Linked DNA regions of Homo sapiens: region 2 is linked to region 1. A link is a loop called in an ENCODE intact Hi-C map of the cell type or tissue named here. Cell type or tissue: heart right ventricle. All regions are shown on one strand. Each heading gives the region's core, and the rest is flanking DNA. Links, peaks and the distances in the headings are about the cores only. Region 1 overlaps MCM3AP (minichromosome maintenance complex component 3 associated protein). Region 2 overlaps C21orf58 (chromosome 21 open reading frame 58).

What was found. A loop is a pair of places that touch in the nucleus more often than their neighbours do. Peaks named below come from ENCODE experiments on the same cell type or tissue, not always from the same donor. Only the 100,000 strongest peaks of a DNase experiment are listed, where the experiment ranks them.
Region 2: it touches region 1 in a loop (2.3-fold over the local background); 3 of 110 quality-filtered maps call a loop at or near these places.

The regions. Positions count from the first base shown.
Region 1 is chr21:46,262,815-46,268,177 of GRCh38, forward strand. It overlaps MCM3AP (minichromosome maintenance complex component 3 associated protein), which reads right to left. Exons shown (of 28, transcript NM_003906.5): 10 at 4,168-4,328; 11 at 3,111-3,352; 12 at 2,507-2,709; 13 at 1,303-1,403. Among named protein-coding and RNA genes, the nearest start is that of MCM3AP, 20 kb to the right of the region's middle. In heart right ventricle, for the core only: no CTCF peak of the experiment used is centred there; no DNase peak of the experiment used is centred there.
Region 2 is chr21:46,315,458-46,320,820 of GRCh38, forward strand. C21orf58 (chromosome 21 open reading frame 58) reads right to left here. Exons shown (of 8, transcript NM_058180.5): 2 at 2,555-2,763; 3 at 1,751-1,811; 4 at 17-90. Among named protein-coding and RNA genes, the nearest start is that of C21orf58, 5.7 kb to the right of the region's middle. RefSeq lists enhancers at 742-1,577, 2,413-3,247, 3,248-4,082. In heart right ventricle, for the core only: no CTCF peak of the experiment used is centred there; a DNase peak (open chromatin) is centred at 2,834.

The sequences.
Region 1 (5,363 bases), core at 200-5,199:
AAATTAGCCGGGCGAGGTAGCGGGCACCTGTAGTCCCAGCTACTCGGGAGGCTGAGGCAGGAGAATGGCGTGAACCCCGGGGGGCGGAGCCTGCAGTGAGCCGAGATCACGCCACTGCACTCCAGCCTGGGCGACAGGGAGACTCCGTCTCAAAAAAAAAAAAAAAAAAAAAAAGAAATGGAAAACTACAGACCAATATCCCTCATGAATATGGATATAAAAATCCTCAACAAGGCCAGGTGCGGTGGCTCACACCTGTAATCCCAGCAGTTTAGGAGGCCAAGGCGGGCGGATCACGAGGTCAGGAGATCGAGACCATCCTGGCTAATAATGGTGAAACCCTGTCTCTACTAAAAATACAAAAAATTAGCCAGGCTTGGTGACAGGTGCCTGTAATCCCAGCTACTCGGGAGGCTGAGGCAGGGGAATCGCTTGAATCCGGGAGGTGGGGGTTGCAGTGAGCCAAGATTGTGCCACTGCACTCCAGCCTGGGCGACAGAGCGAGACTCCGTCTCAAAAACAAAACAAAACAAACAAACAAAAAAACAATTTAACCTAGGAGGCAAAAACTTTATACGTTGAAAACTACAAAGCATTGTCGAAAGAAATTAAGAATGACCTAAATAAATGGAAAGACATCCCACATTCTCAGATTAGAAGATTTAATATTGTTAAGATGACAATACTGGCCAGGTGCAGTGGCTCATGCCTGTAATCCCAGTACTTTAGGAGGCTGAGGCAGGTGGATCACTTGAGGCCAGGAGTTCGAGACCATCCCTGGACAACATGGCGAAAAGCATCTCCACAAAAAATAAAAAAATTAGCCAGGCTGGTGCCCACCTGTAATCTCAGCTACTCGGGAAGCTGAGGCAGAAGAATTGCTTGAACCCAGGAGGTGGAGGTTACAGTGAGGCTGAGATGGAGCCACTGCACTCCAGCCTGAGCAACAGAGCAAGACTCCATCTCAAAAAAAAAAAAAAAAAAAAAAAAAAAAAAAGATGACAGTACCACCCAGAACAATCTACAGATTCAACGCAATCCCTATCAAAATCCCAACAGCACTTTCTGCAGAAACAGAAAAACTCATCCTAAAATTCGCATGGTATCTCAGGAGACCCCAAATAGCAAAACCATCTTGAAAAAGAAGAATGTAGGGGAAAATCTTCCTGACACTGTATCTGGCAATAACTTATTGGATTATGACTCCAAAAACGCAGGCAACTTTATGAGAGGAAACTTCTGGAGGACTGGGTGCAGCTCCCCGCAGCACGTAGCAGGAGGGGAGCACGAGATGCCACTCACCCCAGGGCGGCAGCTGCGTAGGCAGCACCCGCAGAGCCAACTTCCTCACAGTCCCTCTGCAGGGCCTCCTGGATGAGCTCGTCCACCACCTGCGCCAGGTCCTGTGGAGAGACCAGCATGGGGTGTAATGGAACGTCCCACCCAGGGCAGAAATGCTGGGTAACATGTTGTCACCGGACAGTCTGCAGGCGTCTCGTGACAGAAGCACAACCCCTGACACGGGGTCGGCTAGGCTGTTGCAGGAAAGGTGTCCCCTAGCGAATGGAAAGGTGCCATCTGGAGAGGAAGGCGCCCTGCGGATGGCCACACAGCGCCCTGGCCTAGCCATCTCCAGTCTACGTCAAGCAGCCTCTGTTTCTGTGACCACTCTATGCTCCCCCTAAGCACTCCCTGATCCCCAGATGGGCTGGTGCCCAGTGCCTGCCCCGAAGCAGCCAGAGTGGCACAATCCAGTCTCACAACCATGGAGTCGACAGGCTCTACTCAATATCAAGGCACCTGTCGGGACCATGCCCACCCTGAGGCCACAACCATCAAGGGGCACATCCACCCCCAGGCCAGGCTGGTCAAGGGGCTCACCCACCCCCAGGCCATGCCCATCAGGGTGCACAGCCAGAGACCACACACACCAGAGGGGACACGACCACCCCGAGGCCACGCCTATCAGGGGGCACAGCCACCCCAGCCATGCCCATCAGGGGGCACACCCGCCAGGGGACACGCCCATCCCAGGTCACACCCATCAGTGGGGACACCCAACCCCAGGACATGCCCTTCAGGGGACACACCCACACTCAGTCCATGCATATTGGGGTCCCATCAGGGGGACATGCCCACTCCAGGCCACACCCAAGGGGACACACCCACCCAGGCCACACCCACCAGGCGGACACGCCACCCCAGGTCACACCCATCAGGGGGCGCACAATGCTGCCAATGATCCCGTCAGGAATAGACGGGTGTTGAGTTCAGACACACGGGCTCAGGCCGGTGCTGTGACAGGAAGCTCCTGAGATGAAGACGGACTCCAGAATGAGCCTGAATAGGTGGGCCCTACCTGAGGCTGAGTGACTCTAGGCAGGACCCCTCTCTGGACTCTCCTGAGAGACCAGGCGCCACAGCCCCACCTCATGGGGTGATGACTAAGGACGTTTGCGCACAATGGGCTTCCCAGAGTCCAGACCTAGAAAAAAAGAGTCCCTACCTCGTCAGAGTACATGGGCACGGGCTCTGGAGGCGGTGGTTCAGGCTGCACAGACAGCTGGAAGAGGCTGGGCGCCACAGACGGGGTCAGTGCCAGGACAGGAGGCAGAGGCACTGGTGAGGGCGCAGGGGCTGGTAGAGACTGTGGGAGACTGGACAGGGGTGCATCCGGCTCTACACCACACTCCTCTCCTCTCCCTCCGCCTGGAAGGAAACATACAGGACAAAACATAGCTGCAGACACAGGGTGCCTGGCACCACGGGGACCGAGGTCTGTGCAGGGACAGCCCCAGGCCACCCACAGTGACCCTGAGGACTGGCCTGCCCTCCAGGAGACCAGCTACGTGGGACAACATACGCTTTGCATGAAAAACAAGCCCCAGGATGTCAGGGAGCCAGGAGGAGGGCTTCAAAGCCCTCAGTCCACTCCCAGTGAGAACCATCTGAGCATGAGGAAGAGCCACACCCCTGGGCCCCAAGACAAGACAGGTGCTCAGGCTCCTGGGAGGCGTCCTGGCGAGAAAATGCAGATGCCCAGGCTCCTGGGAGGCGTTCTGGTGGGAAAATGCAGCTAGTCCCCTCACTACGACTGCAGCTTCACTCACCCACTGTGTCGGAGCCGGGTCTCTGGGTGCTGACGGGCAGCTCCGCGGCCAGGCTCTCCCCGATGTACTTGTTCTGGGAGTTGAAGCTGCACACAGGGGTATGACGAGGGACGGGGGGCAATGGCCCTCCGTTCACAATTTCCCCGACTGACACCGTCAGCTTCCTAGTAATAAACACCGACTTCCTGGTCTTGGATAATCCCTCTGGTTCCAGGAATGCAGACCGGTTCAGCTCCACACAGCTACCCAGACCACAAAAGACCCCCGAGGGGTGTCACCAGGGGAGAAGACAGCTTCGCCCTCAGTGCCCTGCCGAGTACTGCAAGCCCCTTGGGTGTCACCACAGCCATGTGTAAATAACAGAAAGCACAGGCGCCAGGTCCCACTGCCGCCCACCCTGGAGCCTCTGTAGGTCCCTAGAACCACTAAGCCCAGCGTGTTAACAGACGCACGCTGACTCACTCCTGCCTCCTTGCTGGCTCACCCAAAACCGTCTAATTTTCTGAGGACAGAACTGGAAGGAGGAGACAGAACTAGAAGGAGACAGAACTGGAAGGAGGAGACAGGCAGGAGGCAGGTGAGGAGTTAGAGGAGACAGGGTGGGGAACTAGGCACCGGGTGTTGAGTGTAAGCTGCCAGTTTCTGAGAGAGCGTCTGTGAGTCTCACCACTCTGACTGGTAAGTACCGGAGAAGACTCCGGCTGGCCTGCGGGTGCCTCCATCCCAGCCGTCAGAGGTTGTCCGTCATTGGCTGGCAAAGGCAGTCAAGGGAAAGAATAAAGAAGGCCCTAACTTTTATCTTTAGGTTTGTCAGCAAGTCATGAAAAGGACTGATTTTGGAGTCACAAAGAACTTGGTCTGAGCCCTCAATGTGCTGACAGCCAGGATGTGACCTTGGGAACACCCCCAGCCATTCTGAGTCTCGTGTGTTCACCTGCATGGCAGAGGGAATGCACCTTCTTCAAGTCAGGCAAGCAGCCAGCCCTTCACAGCCCTTCATCAGAATTAACAAGAAAAAAGGAGACAGGGGCCCCACAGTTCCATTCTCAGCTCTTACCCGTCGGAAACGGTGAGGCCGTGGCAGGTGAGGAAGTCGGTGGCCTCTTCACAGTCTCTGAACAGCAGCATGCGCACCACACCATCCAGGGGAAAGATGGTAGATCGCTGTGTGCTCACCGTGTACGCAAAGTTGAGCGCCCGGAGAGCATCCTTGCGGATCTGAGAGGAGGAGCGAAATCACTGCAGTCTCAGACGAAGGCCCAGTCAGACACATGCAGTCAGCCCATGACCACAGCCATGGCCAGCGTGGGGCACATGGGCTCCTCCTGGGCTGAGTCCACCAGAAGGCGCTTTGGCAACACGGAACCCAAGCTTAGAGATCATAGGCGGTCTGCTCAGGGGCAGTGCTCAGGAATGCGTGCCAAGCAAACACTCTCATAGAGAAGGATGGCTTGTGAAGGTTTTATTCATAAGAGAAATCATGAAACAAACTGTCCATCAACAAGACCAGGTGAAGTCAGCTGTGCAGCATCCACATGACAAAAGGCCAGGAAGGTGCTGCAGAGGACCCCGGAGACCATGGAATGCCAGCAGGAAACCAATCCCGTGGAATGACATATAATAGTTGGAGACAACTGTTCACGGCATTCTAACAAGAGCCTTAAAAAAAAAAAAAGAAGACAGAGACCAGGTGCAGTAGCTCATACCTGTAATCCCAGCACTTTGGGAGGCCAAGGTGGGAGGATCACTTGAGCCCAGGAATTCAAGACCAGCCTGGGCAACATAGCTACATCCTATTCTCTATAAAAAAAAATTTGTTTTAATTAGTGGGGCTTGGTGGCATGCACCTGTGGTCCCAGCAACATGGGAGGCTAAAGTGGGAGGACTGCTTGAGCCCAAGAGGTTGAGGCTGCAGTAAGCCTTGATCACACCACTGCACTCCAGCCTAGGTGACAGAGTGAGAACCAGTGTCTTAAAAAAAAGACAATGGGGCTGGGTGTGGTGGCTCACGCCTGTAATCCCAGCACTTTGGGAGGCCAAGGCAGGCGGGTCACTTGAAGCCAGGAGTTTGAGACCAGCCTGGCCAACATGGTGAAACCCCATCTCTACTAAAAATACAAAAATTAGCTGGGTGTGGTGGCACGCACCTGTAATACCAGCTACTAGGGAGGCTGAGGCAGGAGAATCACTTCAACCCGGGAGGTGGAGGTTTCAGTGAGCCGAGATCATGCCACTGCACTCCAGCCTGGGTGA
Region 2 (5,363 bases), core at 177-5,176, 53 kb after region 1:
AGGGTGCAGGGCCTACCCGGAGTCTCTGCAGAAGGTCCCTCCTTCTCTTCAGAGCAGTCTGCAGGGCATCGTCCGGCCGGTCCTCATTTCCTGGAGGGAAGAACCTGCTTGCTTACCAAGGAACGCGTAGAGGCTGTCGCTGCAAGCACTCGGACTGGATGGTACTGCACCCATGTCGGAAGGCCCTGCCTCACCCACACTCCCAGGATGGGGGAGGCCTGGGAGGATCCTGGTCTTAGGTTATCCCAGATAAAGAGGGACCAGTGTTGGGTAAGGAGGGCAAGGGGCAGCATCAGGGGAGGGGTAATCCAGGGAACTCAGTGCTGGAGGATGGTCATCTCATTCCTGGAAGGGAGGCTGAAATGACGCGACCAGGTTCCTCCTGAGTGCATTTCATACAGAGTGCCCTGGGCTCCAGGAGGTCAAGGGCTCTACAGGGCTGGCTGCAGCCTGACCTTGGCCACCTGGAGCCACCCTCTGGCCCCAAGTGGTCTAGAGTCTGGTCTGATCCCCAAGTATCTGCACATCCCTCAAGTCTGCCCCCTAGTCCGGGCGTGGTGGCTCATGCCTGTCATCTCAACAGTGGGAGGTTGCACTGGGAGGATTGCTTGATCCCAGGAGGTCGGGGGTGCAGTGAATTGTGATCAGGCCACTGCACTCCATCCTGGGCAACAGAGCGAGACCAACCCTGTCTCAGGAATAAAAAAAAAAAATCTGGCCAGGTGCAGTGAGTCACACCTATAATCTCAGCACTTTAGGAGGCCGAGGTGGGTGGATTACTTCAGGCCGGGAGTTTGAGACGAGCCTGGCGAACATGGCAAAACCCCTTCTCTACTAAAAATACAAAAGTTGGCCAGGCATGGTGGAGCGCACCTGTAATCTCAGCTACTCGGGAGGCTGAGGCACAAGAATTGTTTGAACCTCAGAGGCGGAGGTTGCAGTGATCTGAGATTGCACCACTGCACTCCAGCCTGGGCAATAGAGTGAGACTCCATCTCAAAAAAAAGAAAAAGTCTACATTCCTTGGGGGAGGGTCTACACTCAAGAGAAGGCTCCGGAAGGTGGGGGGCAGGGTTCTGGCCTCCTTTCCCTTAGGCACAGGGGTCCTGCCCCTCACCCAGCATCACACTGGAGAGGGGCCGTTGGGAACCCTAGCCAGCCCTTGGGGGGGTCCCCAAACCCTCTGCCCCAGGCACTGGTAGCCATTCTATTCCCTCGCACTGGCTCTGCAGTCAGGGGACCTGGTTTGGGATTTTCTCTCTGTATTTGAGACTGGGCTCTGCCCTTGGCAGCTGAGCCCCCACAGCTCACAGCTTGCCCCACGTTCCAAAGAACAAGAAATGCTCCTCTGGCCTCCTCAGCTTCTCCCTGGACGTCCCCGGGTAACAGTGAGGACAGCAGCTCCTCCCCAACCAATGGACAAGCTCAGGGTCTGGAACCAGAGCAACTGGGTCTGATCTGGGTGCGACCACTGCCAGGGTGAGCAACCTCTCTGCCTCCATTTTCTCATCTGCAAAATGGGAACAATGAAGGTGCCCCTTTTTGGGGTTTGCAGACTAAAGGTGATAAGGAATGGGGGTGTCTTCAACTCTGAATGTAAAGGAAAAGCGTTGAGGACAATCTCGCCGGTACCAGGAGTGGGGGTGATTCCCAGAGTTGCTGTCCCCACCTCCCCCTGGAGGTGGCTCCCCCTGGAGTGGCTACACTTGCGTCTGTCTGTGCTGGTTCCAAGCAGCCCAGGGGCTCTCACCTGGCTCGAGGTGGAGGCCCTCAGGTCCCCCTTCCACGTTCTGCCGTTCTTGCTCCAGCTTCTGTGAGGAAGAGAGACCGTGACAGAGACGGTGGCTCCACGCAAAGGCCCTGTGTGCTCCAGGAATGACTAAGAGGCTTTCTGAGTGAAAAGAATGGTACGTCAGGAGTAACCCAGCCTCTCCAGGGCCAACAGGCGGGAGTCAAGCCCCTCCGAGGATCTCCCTGAGCTGCCTCTGTAAGCCTGACCTCTAGCAAATTCATGTGTTCCATCCACAAGTCTAGGGGCGGATGCTCTGAGTGGTCCCTTCAGGCAGATTTCTGAAGAGCAACCCTGGGAGACACCTCACTGGTGAGGCCTCCAGGCTTCCCAGCCAGTGCATGCCTAGATCACCCCCCACCTGAACCCTGAGCTGAGCAGCTACCTGCTGGGTGTGTCCAGGGGTGAGTCCCTCTCATGGCGGCCTGTGGGCCAGGATGCAGGGCTGGCGAAAGGTGGGCAGCAGGTCCCTCAGGCAGCAGGAGAGGGAACAATGCAGGCAGGGGGTGCAGAGGTGCCCCCAGGCACCGAGGCTCCCCAGACCCTGTGCTCAGTGGCCTGCGAGGACAGGCAGGTCGGTCATGGGCCACCCAGACCCTCAGAGAATGTGAAGACTAAGTCTGAGGATGGGTCCGCTGGGCTGCCAGCCCCAGGCCTAGCCCTTGGGGCCCTGCATTCTGCACCTGCAGGGCTGTCTCGAAGAGTCCCTCCAACGCCACAGCCTGCGAGTTGTTAAAAACAGGAGCATCCCGGGCTCTGCCTCACCTGTCCCAAGAGCTTCAGCGTCAGTCGGGTCACTTGCTCTGCTGCTGATGAGTCCAGCATGGTGGGAGCTGCAGGAGACGACTGTAGGGGCAGGGGAGGCCACAGCCCACCTCCCTCCCTGGTTCTGTTACTCGCAGGAAAGAACTGCTCAGCAGGAGCCCAAGCACCGGTGTTGCCTGCAGGGCGGGCCTTACCTCCTGGAGACCAGCCTGAGGGAAGAGAAGAGCCCTGTGGGAAGATAGCCACACCCTCCCTGGACTGCAGTGCCCCAGAAGCCAGCGCTGGGCGCCGCGTGACAGTTGCCAGGCTGCCAGACACAGGGAGGCCCCAGGTTGCCAGGTTTCCACTGTGCGTCCTCAGGCTACCGGTAAACACTCATCCCCAGGTGTGGCCAGCTGGGCTTCATGGGAAGGCAAAAAAGTGGGCAGCAGCTGAGGCAGAGGGGCAGAACCCTCAGACCTGGGGGAAGGGCAGTCGTGACCCCCTATGCACCACCAGCCTCAGGACCCAGTCCAGAAGAACCTGTGTGTCAGGGGAGGGCGCCCCACCTGTGTACTGCCTCCAGGGTGTTAATACCTCCCTCCTAGGGACCCTCAGAGCAAGCAGGGAAGACAGGGTGGGGAGACACTGGGAGGACAGGGTGAGGAGACTGCCTACCAAGGAGTTCAGGAAATTGCAGGCAGCAGAAGGGGTAGGACAGAGGAGGGGTTGTGACCTGCAGAGGGGCTGGGCTTTAGCAGGACCAGAGGGGGTGCCCAGGGGATATGTCCCACCTTGGGGCTGGGGGCACTGGGCAGGGAGTCAAGTTTGCAGGAAGCTTCGCAGAGGGTGACGCAAAACAGGAGCGTGGTCTGCACTTGGTTGGGCATTAAACTCCACGTTGATGAGTTAGTCAATCCCACTAGCAGGCAGACTGACATGTGGGGGATGTCAGCAGCAGGGGCCCAGACCTGTGGACCCGAGGGGCAGAGGTCAGCACCCTCCTCGGTGCAGCTAACCCAGGAACTTGCCTCAGTGGCCAAAATTGCTCTCTTGCCCTCAGTTCTGTAAATGGCCCATGTCCATCAGTATCTATGGTTGTGTGCCTGTCCTGTCTTCCAACCCACATCCATGTAGGGACCCTGAAGCTGGACCAGTGAGTGATTGGGTGAAGGCTGGCTAGCCCGTAGGAGGTCAGGCTCACAGAGGCAGCTCATGGAGATCCTTGGAGGGGCGCACCTTACTCCTGCTGGCCCTGGAGGGGCTGGATTACTCCTGACGTAGAGTTCAACTCACCTTACCCTGGAGGCCATCCAACCAGAAATGAAGTCAGCATGAAACCAGGCCTTACCCTCCCTCCAGATCTGTGGAGGGTGTGGGCTAGGGTCACATGACCTGCCTGGTGCCACACATTCCCAGATGGCAGTCAGGGGTCCTCGCTGGTGCTGCTGGACATGAGCAGACTCTGGCCCCATGTTTAAGATCCCAGTGCCATTGGGCGTTGGCTCACGCCTGTAATCTCAGTGCTTTGGGAGGCCAAGGCAGAAGGATCACTTGAGTCCACGAGTTGGAGACCAGCCGGCACAACACAACAAGACCCCATCTCTATAAAAAATAATAAAAAAGGGCCAGGTGCGGTGGCTCATGCCTGTAATCCCAGCACTTAGGGAGGCTGAGGCAGGCAGATCACGAGGTCAGGAGGTCGAGACAACCTGGCCAACATGGTGAAACCCCGTCTCTACTAAAAATACAAAAAATTAGCCAGGCGTCGTGGTAGGCGCCTGTAATCCCAGCTACTCGGGAGGCTGAGGCAGGAGAATTGCTTGAAATCGGAAGGCAGAGTTTGCAGTGACCCAAGATTGCGCCACAGCACTCCAGCCTGGGCAACAAGAGCAAAACCTCCGTCTGGAAAAAAAATAAAAAAAATAAAAAAATAAATAAACAAGATAATAAAAGAACCTGGCTCTTGTCCACAGTCATTAACAGTGACAGTCTTGGGAGACATTTAAACAGCTCTGAGTGTGCACAGAACAAAAACCAGGTTAATTTAGTTAAGCAACTGTATAGAGCACCCTTGATATAAGTGACCTCATCTGAGAAAAGGACTCCATCTTATGTATTTTTTTTTGAGATGGAGTTTTGCTCGTTGCCCAGGCTGGAGTGCAGAGGTGGAGCCATCTCAGCTCACTGCAACCTCCGCCTCCCGGGTTCAAGTGATTCTCCTGCCTCAGCCTCCCGAGTAGCTGGGAGTACAGGTGCACGCCACCACGCCCAGTTAATCTTTGTATTTTTGGTAGAGATGGGGTTTCACCATGTTGGCCAGACTGGTCTCGAACTCCTGACCTCAAGTGATCTGCCGTCTTGGCCTCCCAAAGTGCTAGGATTAGAGGTGTGAGCCATAGCACCTGGCCCCTGATGCCTTTTAAATTATAAGATAGGGCCAGGCAGGCGGAAGTTGCAGTGAGCCAAGGTGGCACCACTACTGCACTCCATCCTGGGCAACAAGAGTGTAACTCCACCTCAAAAAAAAAAAAAAAAAAAAAAAAAGGGTATCAGGCCAACAGGGACCAGATGTTTCCTCATCAGTAGATACTGCACCCACCCAGATAAAGACATAAACAAGACACTCTTACTATCAGTCCTTACCAGAGTACTCTATGGCCATGAAAAGAGCAGAACACCACCAGGTCAAAGTGGCCGTTTTACAGACAGTCTTGCTGTCACTTGTGAGAAGCCCTCCACATCTGCTGCTGCAGGCTCTGCCCACATCAGAGATGCTTCCTTGCCAGATTCTCCTTTTCGTTGAACTGGTTAACTTTTTTTCCTCTCC